Regions from separate parts of the Homo sapiens genome. Here region 2 is linked to region 1. The links are chromatin contacts, found by Hi-C in ENCODE. All regions are on one chromosome and are shown on one strand. The core of a region is the stretch at or near the end of the contact, and the rest is flanking DNA. Distances in the headings are between cores, read along the strand shown.

Region 1 (5,128 bases), core at 1,775-4,274:
TACAGTCCCATATAATTTCAGTGCTTTGCAGTCATGAGTCATCAGTACAAGGAACATAAAAATTGAATCATCTGTAATGGCAGATCTCTGTCCTTTCCCAAGGATATGGAAAGAGTGTTGGGGTACTTTTTCTTTTGTAACAGACTCTATTGTAGATTATATATACATATATATATATGTATATATATATATGTGCGTGTGTGTGTGTGTGTGTGTATATGTGTGTGTATATATATATATATATATATATATATATATATATATATATACATCTTACATATATGGGAGAGAGCCCTGAGATCTAACATATATGCATCTCACACTTGTATTTCCAAAGAATAAACAGGCTCAGCAAAGGTGAGGTGCAGGCCCAGCTAACAGAGCAGCACAGCCCATGCCTTCTGAACCCAAACCCAGCACTTGCAGTCACCATTTGCTTGTTTTTCCAAACTAGGCAGCTGCCTATGAGGTACCATCCTCCACTAAGTTATAATCTTTTATCTAAGGACGTTACAAGGTTTCATATTTACTGTGCTTTTTGACCTCAATGATTGCTCTGAGGAAGCATTTGCAAATAAAGAGGAATTGTCCAACATGGACCCCCAGGCAGCCCCTGGCACATGTCTCCCATGGAAAAGGGGGCTTCCCTGTCAGTCGCTGGACTGTGTTGCAGCTTAACAAAATTTTACCACAACCCAGGTTAAAGAATAACTCTATGAATAGTAGTTCCTTAGATCAGCCCAATACTTCTGCCTTTTCAGACTACTTTCACACACTCCCTCATTTGTTTTTCAAATAGTGTGATGAGGCCAGAAATGAAGGTGCAAGTTCTATCCCCATTTTGCAGATGAGGAGGCTGAGGCCAGAGGAAATGGCATAAAGAGCCAAGATCACTCATTTCATGAGTGGTAAAAAGTCCAGAGAACTGGCCTCTTAATCCCCAGGGCAAGCTCTTGCCTTAACTCACATTAAACGTGGCTTCTGCCTTTGGCAAATAATGGGTTCTTGGAGCTTTGAGTTATACTGTTTCTACATTCCCTCCTAAATGGAAGAATTGAAGATCCCAAGAACACAGGAGGAAAGAATATACCCACCAGATGAAGAGAATAATCAATAAACCTGCAATTCCTAAAAAATATCTTGTGGCCACGACATCTTATGATATTCAGAAAAATGCAATCCAGTGATCAAAGTCATTGCAAAATGATTCCAGTTTTATTTGCATTTGTCATTGAACAATAAAATCAGACAAACCCCAACTCACAATGGACTCCTGTCTTTTCCCCTCCAGCCACATCTGCCTCACAGTTCTCTGCAGTCCTTCCCTTCTCTCAGCCCTCTGGGCTGACCCTCCTTAAAGTCCAAGCCTGGAATTTACTACTCTTCCTCCGTCTCCCACTTTCTGCTCCCCTTGCCCACCCTAACTTCCATCCATGACCTGCTGCTCCTCTCACATGGGTCTGCACCTGCTGCATGCTGGGCACTGTGCCAGGCCTTTACTTGCATCACATCGCCCCCAGCACCCTCCAAGGGAGTGCAGCTACCCTGACTGATGGCCAATTATAGGTGAGGATGCCTGAGAAAACTTCAGTTGAGGTCTAAGTTCACACAGCTGGTCAGGGCAGCCCTGGAATTAAATGTGTCTGTCTCACACCCCCCTCCCTTATGTCGCATCCATGGTCTTTGTTCACTTGGGATCTTTAAACATTTAAATGTGCATTTTTTAAATTAAAAGTATTAGTGTGAAAGCTGTTGGGAGCTAAGTCAGCTTGATGTCTGCCTAGAACTGTAGCTGATATAGAATGGCTCTAAATAAAAGACTATCACATTGATTTGAACCTGCACTTACACCCCACCCTGTATAATTGCAGCCCACTGTGAGCTAATGAGGCTCTCCTGGCTGGGCTGGGAGTAATGCCAATGGTCCTTCCTATTCAGTTCAGTTGCACTGAGGTCCAGTTCTACCACTTGCCAGCTTGGTTGGTGCTGGCCATGATACTTAGACTTTCTCTGTGTCAGTTTCTCCATCTATAAAATGGACATGATCATAGGACCTATGACACAAGATTGTTGTGAGAATTAAACAGTCAATTTACATCAAGCATTTAAAAGGGTGCCTGGAATATAGAACATACTCAATGACTATTAGTCATGTTTACAGTGTAGAGTGAGAATTTCTATGCATGCCTAAATTTTATGCACATATACAATACATATATTCTACGTATAACATGGTTTTCTCCACATTTTTCCTCTCATATTTAACTTATATACCATCTGTGCTCCCTTCTTCTGAGTTACTAAACTTCTTGATTTTCTTAAATTACTTAATTTCTATTTTATCATGTTTGGTTGAGAACCAATTCATTGTAGACTTGGGCAATAATATATTCAAATTTATCAATTAGTGAACAAAATCCTGGCTTATTTGGAACTAGGGAGTACAAAATAAGGTATTTAAAGGACTAGAAGCTGTGGAGCAAAGGCAAAAATGAAGACTTCTTATTTTTAAGTGGGTCTCTGCGTCTCTCTACTTTCCTCAAATGGGGAGTGGAATTCTTTGAACATGCGACTAACCTGGAAATCCATTTCCCGGCTTGTATGTTTCAGTATCTTTAATAGCTTTGTTCCCTCCAGCTGAAAAATAATATCTCCTATCAGCAGCAGTCTAAAGTGTTCCCCAGAGAGTATTCTCCTCTTAATATAAGGTCGCTGTGTTGCACTTAAGATGGCAAAATTCCCCTTGTTATGGCCATATGTGCCAGGGTTAAATGGAGTAGATTTAGAAGCAGTGTGGGTGAGGACTTTCGTTTTCAAATATTTGGCAATTTATTATGCAACTGAATTCATTCCCAAGACTGAGCAGCTAATCAGTCTAATCTTCCATGAAATGTTATTATTAAATATGATGTAATCTAATAGCATTAAGACAATGTAACATATGATACCATTTAGCATCAATAACATGCATGCCACAGAGGCACAGAGGCTGTGCAATGTTTTTTATCAAGCCTTTCATGTGATTGACAGATGGCCTGCGTCCATCCCTCTGACTTCTTAACTGCTCTGATGGCAGGATATGACTTTAGAGGCATTTTAATTCTGCAGGTGTTTTCAAAGGCAGTGGAAAAAACCTTTCACACAGATGGAGGGGATTTCCTTTGTAACATGCATGGAAGCTTTAATGAATGGTTGGGGGAGAGACACACGCATGAATAACTTTGCCTCATTCTGGGTTACCTCTCTAACTTACAGCTGCACTTTTCCAACAAAATTCCAAAAAATCCTGCAGGGCACTGCCTAGAATTCAGCAGCTTCAGTTCACTCACCTAGGTCCCTCCAGCAAGCTTGACAATGTGGCTGTAAAACAGAGGCTCCTGAACTTAGCAGCACAGGAGAATCATCTGGAGAGCTGTCAAAAGTCCCAGTGCTCAGGCTACACCACTTACTAGTTACATTAAAATATGGGGCTGGGCCGGGCACGGTGGCTCACGTCTGTAATCCCAGCACTTTGGGAGGCCGAGGCGGGTGGATCACAAGGTCAGGAGTTCAAGACCAGCCTGACCAACAGGGTGAAACCCCGACTCTACTAAAAATACAAAAGTTAGCTGGGCATGGTGGTGCACACCTGTAATAGCAGCTACTCAGGAGGCTGAGGCAGGAGAACCACTTGAACCCAGGAGGTGGAAGTTGCAGTGAGCCGAGATTGTGCCACTGTACTCCAGCCTGGGCAATACAGCGAGATTCCATCTAAAAAAAAAAAAAATGTGGGAGTGGGAGCCAGGCATTGGTACCTTTCAAGATGCCTCTGAGATGTCAGTGTGCAGCACCATTGGGAACCTCTGTCTTAGCATCTTTTCAGCTGTCTGTACTGGATAAACTTTGCAATCCCCATGTGCATGGCCCTTATTTTGTAAATGTTTTATTTCTTTAAATTACTGTATTTCAACTGAAATTAGTTTAGCATCTATTAAGTGCTAACAATTTGCTAGCTGTTTTCATATTCATTGAAGTCTCCTCTAATCCCCAGAGTGCCCCTAAGAGGTTAGTGTTGTCCTCTTCATGCTGCAGTTGACCGAGCTGAAGCCCAGAGAGCTTTCTTCACTGGAGTAAAACCTCACAGTTGGTTAAGGGGCAGAGTCAGGCTTGCCACAGAAGCCTGCTTCTCGATGCAGTGGGCTGCCCCCACTCTTTAGCTGCCTTATTTTCCTAGTCTCACAAAATCTGTTATTTTGTACTGTTTATTCTGCTGTTGCCATAGATGTAATTTCCCTTCACTTTGTTAGTCTCTGGGTGTCCTTGATTATATCACCTGCAAGCCAATAAGTCATCACCAACAGAGTCATAAATTACACAGCTGGAAGAGAATTAGGAGATTTATTAGTGCAATTCCCTGCCTGATATGTATTTTCCCCCTAACATTCTGATACTTGCACATAATCAATGTGGGAAGGACACCAAGAAATTGCAGTGTGAATCCTTCTCGTTTCCACTTCTCCCTCACCCAAGTCCTTCCGGTTGGTATCACTACCCGGGGTCAGGCTGAGGCTAGAAGGCTCCAAAAGACTATGTCCAGTCCAGATCCCAGAGATGACATGGGGAACCGGGGACTGAATCTTCCTCCCAACCCTTAAGCACACACCCCTTTCACTAACCTCTCTTCTGCCTGCCTTGTCACCTGATACTTTCAGGAGCAACTCCTATAAGCTCCAAATTTTGAAAATTACTCCTAAGATAAGTGGTTCCTGGAGAAGGCTTTGTGTGGCTTACTGGTCGTGTGGGAAGGTCATGGATATAACCAAGGCAGCCATTGAAGAACCATTCCTCCACCACCCACAGAGGTTTGCTTGTTGCTACTGTGTTGCATTTTGTCTGGGCACCAATTTTGAATAGGGAACCATGCCACAAGGATGTCCTGCTCTCAGAGAAAGGTCCAAGGATGGCAAGTGAAAGCCACTGAGATGAATGAAATTTGCAATCTGCCCACTGGCCCTTTCCTCCCTGGGGGCAAGTTCATGATGGTGGCCTTTCTTATTCCTCCCTGAGGCCAGCACAGTAAGCTGAGGCCATGGCGTTGATACGACTCTGCAAAGATGGTAGGCTATTACACAGAGCCTCATGATCTGTA
Region 2 (5,128 bases), core at 715-3,214, 4.9 Mb after region 1:
TCATTTCGTATGTGACCTGCAGGGAAGTAAGTTAAATGCACACGTTTTATCAAGTTCAAATGCAAACTTAATTTTAAATGTATGCAACATCAGTTTAAGCGTTGTAGCTATTACTAGCAATTGTACCTATTACTAGTCTGTACTCTGCACAACTTTGGAGTATACTGCCTACTCAAGGTGGATTTTAGAGCTCTATTTGTGGCATTATATCACGGACAAAAGCACGTTCATCAGAGTCAGAGGAATGTGGTGCAAATCCCAGCTGTCCCACTTACCAGCTGTGGGACTTGAGTAAGCTCCTGAAGCAGCTGCACCTGCATTTTCTGGTGGGCACCATGGAGCTGTCAGCAGTGCTTTCCTCAGAGGGCTGCGGGCTGGATGAGGTTTGCTGGTGCATGTGAAGTGTCAATCATTGCTCTCATGAGTGGTGATGCTGATGCCGTTCCCTTTTTTAGGGAAGTGATTTTCCCTTACAAAGTTACCAACAGTTTCATGTTGGCCCATTTTTCTATTAATTGTTTCCACTAATAGGACCAACAGTGGTAGTCCCATCATTTTATTACTGCTTGTCGTAGCACAAGCAGTTGCTTCATTGTGTTTAGATAAATATTGACGGCTGCTTTTAACAGTCTGCTGTTTTGTCTCCTTTTGAGGTCCTTAAAGTAATCCTTAAAAAGATAGTGCAGATGGAAAGATGTCTGGAGTCAGTGAACCTGCCTTCTTTCCTGTGTGCTTGTCAGTTTCTAAAATGCCATACACAAAGGACTTTCATGATTTCTTTTTAGGTACATGATTACAGTTCAATTCACTTCACTGTCTGGAAAATTTCCTTATAATCAGGATGAAATTTCTCATGTTAGCCTTTCACATTTCACTACTTTTAGATAAGGAATTCTCAGGCTTTGCTATATCTGACTGCTCTTGGAGGCTGAGCTTTTGGCTAACTACCTGACTACTTTGTCGTTTCTCTTCCCTTGGAATGAAGCAAATATCTAACTTCTCACTCATTGTTTCTGCTATTTTACCATTTAGTCATCTGTGATTTTTCTAAATACTGAAAGACTTCCCTCAATTCAAACTATGTGCCGGATCAAGGAAAGGGCAGTTGGATATTGCAGACAGCATAGTGCAATTGTGAAGAGTGTCTGCTTACCAGCCACGCTGCCTTGCACAAGTTATCAAGCCTCTCAACCCACTTCCTCAATCTGTAAAATAGGTATGAGTGTAGGACCTTCCCAGGGGATTTTTTTGTGACTATAGAATGATTCTCAGAAGACTTTCAGGCAGTATGTGGGTGAGGCACATGCTGGAAAGGCTTCTGCAGGTGCAGTGATCAATGCTTTTCTCAGTGTGTACATCCCATAATACAGACACGTTACCAGAAACTCCCTAGCCAGGACTTTGATTGCAGCTCACATTTTGTATATGGCCCATAGGGAAATGAAGTGTGTATTTTTTATAAAGTTCAAGTGTTAACTTAATTTGGAATTTACTATCAAATCTCAGTTGTTATGGGCATTTATAGCTATTAATACTTCGTCCCATGTGTCCCATGAGGAAACCAAGGAACAGAAATTAAAGTTCTTTCTGGAGTCCCCTGAATCTCGTTCCTGTTCTTTTGCACCCTGTTAATTACATAGAGACATTCACAGCTCTTCTGACCTTATCAGCGTTAAGGAAAACAGAAAACCAGCGTGCTATTTGTTCTGTCCCTTAGTCAAGCCTTCTCAACATATATTTTTCTTCCAAGATTTTGCATGTGCACAGGGATGCCTATCCTCTACAAGAAACACATTTTAGGCAAATTATAATTAAAATGCTGTTTACATCTCTTCACCTTTAGAATTTAAAGAATGATCATTTCTTAGATTGCATCTCAGACACACCCTTCCCCTAGTCTGGAGAGGGCGAGGCCCATGGGTACTGCAAACAGCCTGACGTTGTCAGGGGCGGTCTCAACGGCTCATTCACCACATCTGCCTCGCGAAGGCTAAGCCATGTGCTGTTACCCCTGCTGCGCTCTGGCTCATTCTAAGGTACACGCTATTAACCTTGTGAGAAAACAAAGAGGCCAGCCCCACCCTTCCTGCTCACTCTGAGTCACGGTGAAAATGTTTCAGGATCTCGGGTTCGACCATGAGTCCTGTCCAGGTCCAGGAGGAAATTCGGAAGGACCACATGTTCACTCTGAGATCCCACTTTCATTTCCCTCCTGGTTGAGCAGCATTAATACTCTGGCTAGATTTAAATTCTGGCTTTCTCCAGTTAGAACTGAAAGTTATGACAATGTAATCAAAATAGAATGTGGGTTTACAGCTGGCCCCCTGGCCTGGTTTGTGAACATAAAACAGAAACAGAAAGTGTAAGTGGTGACATCATATTCTCTCATTCAATGTGAAAGGCCACCGAAGTCTTTCCAGAATTATTTTTGAGAATAATATGAATTTTTAAAAAATACCTAATTATTTTAAATATCGTCTTGCTTGCTCCCCAAATACCTACTGTTTTCAACTTGGATATACGACATGATTAAAGAATATCTAATATTTGGGAATGCATACTTTAACCTTATAAACTACCACTGTAAATAGACAGACTCATTAAAGTGAAAGGACATTTTAAATCAATTAGTAAGCAAATCAATTAGGTGGCAAAGACAAGATTATTTTTCCTTATGGTAGTTGAAGAATAATGCTTAACCTGTCATTCTAATTACCAAGCACGGTGTTCTCTTTGGAAGATCATTTCAACAAAACATTATTTTCATCCAGAATTTGAACCTTGAGATTGCATGGTATTTTAGAAATCTATTTTAGAAATCTTTGGCAAAGGTTACTATTAAAACAATCACATTCATGGAAAATCAGTATAAGAGCAACTAAAATAACTCACAATACCAGTAAAATCACTTTGTCATCTTCTTAAGACTTTTAAAGAGCATTTGTAAGTAACTGAATAGAAGGCCAAAGGGTGTGTAGGTAGCCCAGACCATCAGTGGGCAGCCAGGGCCAGGGCAGGGGCCACGGTTGCAGCCTGCATTCTTCTAAAGGGCAGAGCAAATTAAAGTTGAAGCAGGAGCTAAAAAAAAAAAAAAAAATGTTTCAAAGAATTCCACCAACCAGAGGATACTACCTAGGACAGTTTGGGCCTAACTTATCTGTGAAGGCCTCCAGCTTCCTCCACACCGGTGGCCACTTTTCATTCACTCTGAACCCTTCTTTGTATGGAGGTCATTTTATTAATTGAGCTGTGACCAACATGACAGAATTTCCTGTTTTAGGGCTTTTATAATATAGATAGTTTATATCTAATTTCAGAATATATTCACTGGGGAATGGACTTAGCAACCACTACCACAACAATGCAACAATGTGTTTTGGAACAAATTTACCAATCTGAATTTCCCCCTAGATTAGGTCACAGGAACATTGCAGCTGATGTACAGCTATGTTCCTCCTGAAACTTGGAGACACATCCTCTTGAGCTGGGTTATAATGGGCCACCCAAAGCTCGAGTTCCTGTAATGGATACACTCAGGCAGCAGAACCTACCACCGTAGTGAGGACAGCACCCAGAGCCCTCAGAGGCCATCACAAGTGCACCACAGCTGCCTTCTCTGGCACGCTCAGAGCTACACAGTGTACTCTGGGATTGGAACTCTTTATTTTTTTTTCAGTTGATTTGTAAATAAGATTGCACAAAAATCCATGCACATCAACTCTCCAAATCAGAATTTGCTGAGCTAAAAAGAGCATTAAATTAGATGGGCTGGCTTTCAAGGGGTGGGGGTGCAATAGTGGAACTCTGCACAACAGTTCTTTACAAAGAGACAAGCAAGCACATCGCGTGGAAATTTCCATTCAACTGGAAATGTCCAAGCCTGTTTACCTCAATTAATTGTCCTTGTTCACTTGTCCAGCCTAGCAATTGTCCATTAGTAATTTGTTATAAATGAGACATTTGGTATTAAAGCATCTCTTTGGGATACTGGTATGGTTTATTATAACATTCTGTTAGTAGTGTTGTACAAGCTTGAGATGTATTAATACGAAATCCAAGCTGCATGAGGGCTTTATTTTTCAAGCCTACACCTTGCTGAAATTCTGAATTAAAATATGATTCTCAGTACAAATGAATAAATCAACAGAAATGGTAACGCATGTCAAATATTCTTAAAACCCAAGAAAGCCTTGTAACTTCCTTCAATCTAATGGGAAATGCAGGCAAATACAAGACTGATGTCCTTGAGTTTTATTATCAAGACTCAAGGGCACCAGTAAAATCTAGTTTCATTGGTTGGAAAAAAAATCCTGATAAGCACTGTTAGGCATATTAACTTTAATGATTACAATTTTTAGGACACTCTGTGGCCTAGACTTAGAAACACAACTAATGTCCAGAAAAAGATTCCTCTTTTTATTCCATCATCTGATAGGCCTATTTTTACACATACACACCAACCAAAAGTAGCCAAGCAAACAAAACAACATACTCACACCCCTTCGCCTATTATCATCTAGGTGATTTTCAATGCTCATTGCAATGAAACCTACTTATTGTGCATGGCACCCACCCCCACTGAGGAATACTGTAGTTTCTTTCCCTTTGAACTTCATTAGTAGAGCACATGGTTCATTCACTCCTGAAGAGTTCTTCGTATGTCAGAATATATATACTACAACATAATTTCCATCAGAGCTCTGACCACCCGCTTATCTATTTTCATAATGCCTGCCACTCCATCATTAGCTGTTGTCATGTAGGCTATCAATAAATATATGACAAATAAAACAGTTAGGGAATGAGGGAAATTGACTAGCAGCCAAAGACCTAAGCCATCCTCTGCTTGGACATTAGAAAACTGAGTTCACTACAGTCATAAGATACACAAAGGCAGAATGTAAGCCATACAAAAATCCATGTCAATCCCAATATGTGAGTACAACTATTGAACACCATGTACTAATGGATGAGTTGGTAAATCATTCAATGTCTTCATGAGGTCAATTACAGATTATTATTTAGACCCCAAAGATTCCAAAGATGGTATTTCGGTCAGATCTTCATCCTTTGTAAGCCTAGCAGAAAATATGGCAGTTTTATTGACTACTATTCTTTGCTGGGTGTG

What was found. A loop is a pair of places that touch in the nucleus more often than their neighbours do. Pooled maps may share reads with other maps.
Region 2: a map with no recorded cell type shows a loop between it and region 1 (10-fold over the local background). The contact joins two enhancer-like sites. A Hi-C loop is called at or near these places in 2 of 37 single-sample maps with no recorded cell type and 2 of 50 pooled maps.

Annotation. Positions count from the first base shown.
Region 1 is chr7:50,145,392-50,150,519 of GRCh38, forward strand. The region is part of intron 7 of SPMIP7 (sperm microtubule inner protein 7); the gene reads left to right. Among named protein-coding and RNA genes, the nearest start is that of SPMIP7, 52 kb to the left of the region's middle. RefSeq lists a silencer at 396-445. Within about 2 kb of position 3,025, at least 2 of the 41 ENCODE cell types and tissues checked have a DNase peak (open chromatin) inside an H3K27ac peak, as active enhancers do.
Region 2 is chr7:55,072,112-55,077,239 of GRCh38, forward strand. The region is part of intron 1 of EGFR (epidermal growth factor receptor); the gene reads left to right. Among named protein-coding and RNA genes, the nearest start is that of EGFR, 56 kb to the left of the region's middle. RefSeq lists enhancers at 1,566-2,765, 2,278-2,447. Within about 2 kb of position 1,965, at least 33 of the 41 ENCODE cell types and tissues checked have a DNase peak (open chromatin) inside an H3K27ac peak, as active enhancers do.